Regions from separate parts of the Homo sapiens genome. Here region 1 is linked to region 2. A link is a contact called in ENCODE Hi-C data. All regions are on one chromosome and are shown on one strand. Each heading gives the region's core, a stretch centred on a gene start or an enhancer-like site at or near the end of the contact. The rest is flanking DNA. Distances are from core to core; before and after follow the strand shown.

What was found. A loop is a pair of places that touch in the nucleus more often than their neighbours do. Pooled maps may share reads with other maps.
Region 1: a map with no recorded cell type shows a loop between it and region 2 (6-fold over the local background). The contact joins the promoter of NALT1 here to the enhancer-like site in region 2. A Hi-C loop is called at or near these places in 1 of 37 single-sample maps with no recorded cell type and 11 of 50 pooled maps.

The regions. Positions count from the first base shown.
Region 1 is chr9:136,546,592-136,549,091 of GRCh38, forward strand. NALT1 (NOTCH1 associated lncRNA in T cell acute lymphoblastic leukemia 1) reads left to right here and starts at 1,251. Exons shown (of 3, transcript NR_121577.1): 1 at 1,251-1,510. RefSeq lists a silencer at 22-121 and an enhancer at 314-1,225.
Region 2 is chr9:134,388,987-134,392,243 of GRCh38, forward strand. The region is part of intron 1 of RXRA (retinoid X receptor alpha); the gene reads left to right. Among named protein-coding and RNA genes, the nearest start is that of MIR4669, 11 kb to the left of the region's middle. RefSeq lists enhancers at 1,277-1,326, 1,687-1,776, 2,157-2,256, 2,307-2,796, 2,837-3,046. Within about 2 kb of position 1,710, at least 7 of the 41 ENCODE cell types and tissues checked have a DNase peak (open chromatin) inside an H3K27ac peak, as active enhancers do.

The DNA.
Region 1 (2,500 bases), core at 1-2,500, 2.2 Mb after region 2:
GGATCGATCGCCGCCAGACATCCCTGGCCGTGATTGCCCGAGCACTTGACCGCGAGGGATGGGGGCGCCGCGGCCTCTGGGCAGGGGACTCCGGGCGCCCCGAGGGAGCAGCCGGGACCAGTGCCTCGCGGACGGATTGTGCCCCGCTCCCCCAAGGGGGACCCGCGTCGACACGCTCCTCGGTCACCGTCCTCCTCCTGCCCGGGCGCCGCCTGCCTAAGGTGGCCCCAGAAAGCACAAACGGGTCGGGCGGATCTGCCGCTGGCGCCGGCGCAGCCCTTCCCACGTGCTCCTTCCGGCTGATTTATTTCTCCACCACGATGCCAGGCACGGGCACCCTGTGCCAAGCCTGGTTAAGCGCCAGGAGTCCAAAATGCCTGCCATAGTCCCTGCGCAAAGTTCACGGCCTCGTGCCAGGGACAGACAGCGCCCCCTCCCCACCCCAACACAGGGTGGTGAGTGCGATGGCAGAAGGCGCGTGTCCCGGCGCCCCTCCTGGAGTAGGAGGGCTAAGCCTGCCCTGCGGGGAGACCGAAAGGCTGGGAGGGACCTAGGACTGTGGGGGCCTGGGGGGAGGGCTGCAGAAACCCCAGAGCATGGTGGCAGAGGCAGGCACAGAAAGCAGGACAAATCTCACACCTGACCCCAGCAAGCCTTTCCTGGCACACCTCTTGCCAAATGCTGAGCACTCTGGAAACAGCCAGTGCAGGCGGCCTGTCCCGCCCCTGTAGCTGCTGCTGGGAGCCTCCCTCGCCTGCGTCCTCCCAGAATCTGGCCTCACTTCTGCAGGCCTGGGGTAACATCTTGGGGTCAGCGCCCCAGGAGAGGAGGCGCCTGGAGGCAGCAGAGATGTTTATGTAACAGCAGCCAGGCAGCCTGGAGGAGCAGATTTTCCATAGAAGGAAGCGCGGGGCTGTGCAGCTCCCAGGCTGAGGACTCTGCCCACCACGACGTCCTCTGCTCCTGGTGGGTGGGGGTGGGGTGGGGCATAGGGAGGCCCGAAGGCCTCAGGCCTGGTGCTGATCGGGTGCGGGTGCGACTGCCTGTGTGCCTCCATTGGCATCTCTGCCTGTGGGCCCCAGGCCAGAAGTAATGGCCCATGTAGCCCAGGCCCGGGGGCCAGTCCTCAGCATTTTGCGGAGGGGCGGCCTGGGAGGGGAGGAGGGGATCCCTGGATAGGGGGTCTCCCCTGGTCTGCCCCAGCTGTGCCGACAGCACCTCCACCTTGGGCCTCCATCCTCTACCAGCAGAGAAGAGAGTGGCCCATTCGGTGTCCACCCGTCAGGCCACCCAGCAGCCAGGCACGCTCATAAGCCCGCGTTACGGATGGTGCGGCCGGGTGCACAGGCCCGAGGGAAGCACAGGCCTCGGCCTCCCAGCTCCCAACCCCTGCACCACCCACAGCCGGGAGTACCCCATGGACAGCTGTGGCCGAGGAGAAGCCAGGGATGAGGGGGATGGGCCTCACCTCCCCACCAGCCTGGGAAGGGGGTAGGCCCCTGGCAAGTAGGTGAGAAGCTTTTTCATTCACAAGTTGTCCGGGCTCCCCATTCCTCTTTGTCAGGCCAGCGGGTGTGGGCAGTCGGGGGAGGCTGGGGTCCTGACACAACAGGAGTACATCTGCTGGCCTAGGGCCTGGAGACCTTCTCCTACAGGTCGGGAGGCAGCCCTGGGCAGCGGGCATTGCGGGGACTAAAGAGAAACAAGAGCAGGTTGTGTGCAGGGCACCCCAGCCACTCCAGAAACCCAATGGGAGGGTGGGGGCTAGGACCCCAAGAAGCTGAATTGGGGTGCAGTGCCGCCAGGCCTCCCCTGTAGGAGTCACTTTGGGCTTCCTGTCCCAACTTGTGGTGGGAGCTGGGGCAAGGTTCCAGGGGTACCCCGAATGAATGGGGCTGTTCCCAAGCTGGCCAGGGAGCCTGGAAGCAGATGAGATGGGGCCGCAGAGCCTGGTTTGCGGAGGGGAGAGGCAGACGTGTCCTGCAGCCCTCTCTTCTTCAGAGGCCCCCTGCGGGTGCTGAGGGGAGAGTGGCTTAGGCGTTGCACCCCAGGAGACTGAACTGGGTCAGTTCCCCCTTGTTTGCTGCCAGAGAAATGGGGGTACCATTGTCAGGGTGAGCTAAGGAGGCCCTGCTGACATTGGCCCAACCAGGCCCCTCCTTTGCGGCTGCTGTGGGGACTTTCGAGAGCAGAGCACACCCCTAAGTGCGTGGAGAGGTAAGCACAGCTGGTGAGCACACGGGGACAGCGACGGAGCTCATGGAGACCCAGGTGACCTTAAAACACCCCAGGGCCGGCTCCGGCCCCAGAGAGATGTGGTCCGAGTAGAGGGGGGTCAGCAGTGACCTGGTGGGTGGGTGTATTTGAGGGGTGCCTGTGTTGAAAGCTCTGCAGTAGATTCTAAGGAGCAGCCAGGGCTGAGACTCCCGGTGCTGAGCCCAAGGCCCCTTTCCTTCCTGCAGGAGTTCATCTTGGCTCTTGCAGCCCCCATGACCCTGTG
Region 2 (3,257 bases), core at 460-2,959:
GACCCGGTGACCTGCCTCCTCCAGGGTGGCCTCAGGCCTGTGTCCACTCACCTCCCTGCCAAGCTCTGGTCCTCCAAGGAGGGGTTTGGTCTCCTGGGTCCTCCTCGGAGAGTCACATCCGCCACCTGGCCGGTCCTGTCGTGGACGCCCTCAGCTCGCTCCCGTCCCCTGCCCCTCTGGATGGCACAGACTGCACGTTGTTGCCATTTCACGGAACCCGTTTTCCCGGATTTGTCAGGAGGGGAGAGAATGGTGGAAATGCAGTTTTGCTGGGTTCCCTGCACACGTGGGCGCTGGCTTTGGTCACCCCCGGGGGGTTGCTCGTGGGATCCAGAGAAGTGGACGTTGGTGAGGCCAAGCAGGCTGGGAAGGGTGCTGGACAGGGACAGCAGAGGCCTGGCCCCAGGGGGTTAGGGGGCCAGGGCTTGGGCGCCTCTGTCCCGGGCTGGGGGCTTTGGACTTTGGGGGTATAATGGGGAGCCCTGGGACAGCAGAGGGCTAGCCCCAGAGGGCTAGCGGGGCCAGGGCTTGGGCATCTCTATCCTAGGCCTGGGGCTTTGGATTTTGGGGGTGTAATAGGGAGCCCTGGGAAGTTCTGATGGTGACAGAGTGGACATTCTGCCAAGTGACCAGTGGAGGGGACAGTGGTGGAGAGGGTGTGCTGAGCTGGCCTTAGCCTGGCCTGGGCAAGGTCTGGACTTGGCCATGTCTGGCTCTGCCTGTACAGAGGGGGCTGGCAGACGTTCCTGCGGGAGGCACTCTGTGGATGGGGTCACCCAGAGTCTGGACAGAGACTCCATAGCTGCAGCTGGCCTCTCCATCCCTCCCCTTCCTTCCGAGGCCCCTGGGGGCTGCCGGCTAGGCTGGGAGTTACCGTGCGTGCTAGCTGCAGCCCCGTCTCAGGTTCTTGGGGCTGGGCACCGAGGAGCAGAGAAGCTGCCTGCCACCTGTTCACCCTCGCATCTGCAGGCCAGCGGCTCGTCCCCTCCTGCTGCCACAGTACCCTGATATGTGCCGATTGGTGGGATTGGGAGGGGACACAGCGAGGCCTTGGGTCAGAGCCTTGATGAGGATGGGGGTGGCCGTCCTGGGGGCAGCAGGCCGGAGCCTGCGCTTGCCTGCATTCCCCGGCAGGATTTTTCTCTCGGCCTCCTGGGTCGGCATCTCCTTGGTGCAGGGTGGAGTCCGCTCCCCAATCCCTGGGCTTAAGGGAAGGGGAGGGGGAGTCTGACACACAGTGGGTAGGGGCCCGGGTGCCCCTAGAAGTGGCCAAGTTCAGACCTAGCCCAGGCCAGGCTAAAGCCAGCTCAGCACACCCTCCTCTCCATTGCCGTCCCTTCCACGGGTCACTTGGCGGGAGGTCCACTCTGTCGCTGCCAGAAGTTCCCAGGGCTCCCCATTACACTCCCAAAGTCCAAAGCCCCCAGTCTGGGACAGTGGGTGGGGGGCCAGGCCCTACACAGCAGGCACGGCAGCCAGGAGGGAGGTTTCTGAGGCTCAGCCTGTGGGGCCTGTGGCGCCTGTGGCCACGGGGTGGTTTGTCTCGCTCAGAGTGGTGATGAGCCTGACCCGGGCCCTCAGCAAGTTTCTGCGGGGCAGGAGGGACGTGCTGAGGCTGAGCTCGGAAGAGGCAACTCTGGGTGCAGTTGAGCCTCTGGGCTGGTGTCGTTGAGCTCCGCCGCAGCCCTGGGAGTGGCAGAGGCAGGGAGGGCGCCCATGTTGGGGTTGTGATGGGGGAAGTCCTGCTCAGCGGGCTGACGTCCCGTTCTTGGTCTGTCTCATGGGTGAGGCCCTGTCCCCCGTCTGCAGATGCCCCGCCAGTCAGGCCCCTGCACATGACAGGCATCCGGCTCAGGTGCGTGGGTGGTAAGCCTCTTCTGTGGGAAGGATGCTGCGTGCTAGGGTGGGCCTGGGCTTATGGCACGGGTGTGGAGGGGATTCTTGGAAAGCCGGCACCAGCTGGAGAGGGTCCCCACTGCCAGCCTTGGGTGCTGAGCAGGTGCTCTGTCCTTCAGGGGTTCCCTGCCTGGACTCTGTCCACCGCGTGGCCCCGGTGGCCATGCCCTGCCTATTCTAAGCACCGGTGCCCCCATCTGCAAATGGTGCTGCTCAGCGGGCCGTGGGAAGACTGGGGATGTCCCCCAGAGAGGCCGGCCCCATGCCAGGCCCCAGGACATGCCTGGGGGAGCATCCTCTGCCCTGATCATTTCAGAGTCCCCGACTGAACCATCGTGTTGGCCTCTGGCATGGAGCTGGCCACGCTCCACCACAGGTGGGACCTGAGGAACTGCAGGGGTGTTCCTGAGCCAGGTGGCCGTGCACATGAAGGTGGAGACGAGAGCCGCCCTGAGGGTGGAAAGCCTGGCCGTTCCACGACAGAGCTGCTGGCAGCGGTGGCAGGGCCTCTGAGCCACCGAGAGCAACATGGCTCAAAATGAAACAAGAATCATTTCTTTTCCTGTTGAAGGGAAACTACCCCCAGGAGCCCACAGGCTGGGGGCCCCCTCGCCACACAGGCGGGCTGTGGGGCAGGCGGGGTTTCTCCAGGAATTCCCCTGCTTCCCACTCACCCTCCTCGAAGGTCTGGCCCTGTGGTGGTGCTAGACACAGTTCAGGGGTACGGCCTGGAAGGGAGGCTGCGCTGCCCAGGAGCCCCTGCCTGGCCCTGGAGAGGTGAGCATTCTGCCAAGTCCCCGAGCTGGTACCCGTCCTCCAAGGTGGGCGTCATTGCTGGAACTCTCAGGGCTCATGGGTGTCTGCTGTGTCTGGCCACCCTGGTGGTCGAGGGGTGGCCAAGGGGTGGACCGAGGCTTCAGAAAGCCAGGCCTCCAGGCGTTGACCCGGCAGCTCTTGTTCCGGGCTTGGAAACATCTCGCCTCCTTGAGCCCTGGTTCCTCCCCTGCAGGACGGGGGCAGGAGGAGCGGCTCCCCCTTGTCACCACACTTCTGTGAGCTCATGTAATGAAATGTTGGCCTGGCGTGCACCTGCAGTTAGGTGTTTGAGCTGTGGTAGCTGCGGCCTACGGCAGCTCTTCTACCACATGATGGAGTCTGTGTGTTTGCAGGGGGCCGTGACAGTCACCTGGCTTGGTGCAGTGTGCAGGGCAAGCCCCGGTGTCAGAGCCTCCATTTTGCAGAGGGGGAGGGTGGGAAGGACGTCACATGCAGGCGATTGGGGCTCCCAGCTTCCTGGTGGCCCCACGCCTTTGGTCACGCCCTTTCCGTGACTCCGCTTCTTTCCACGGGGACTCTGCCAG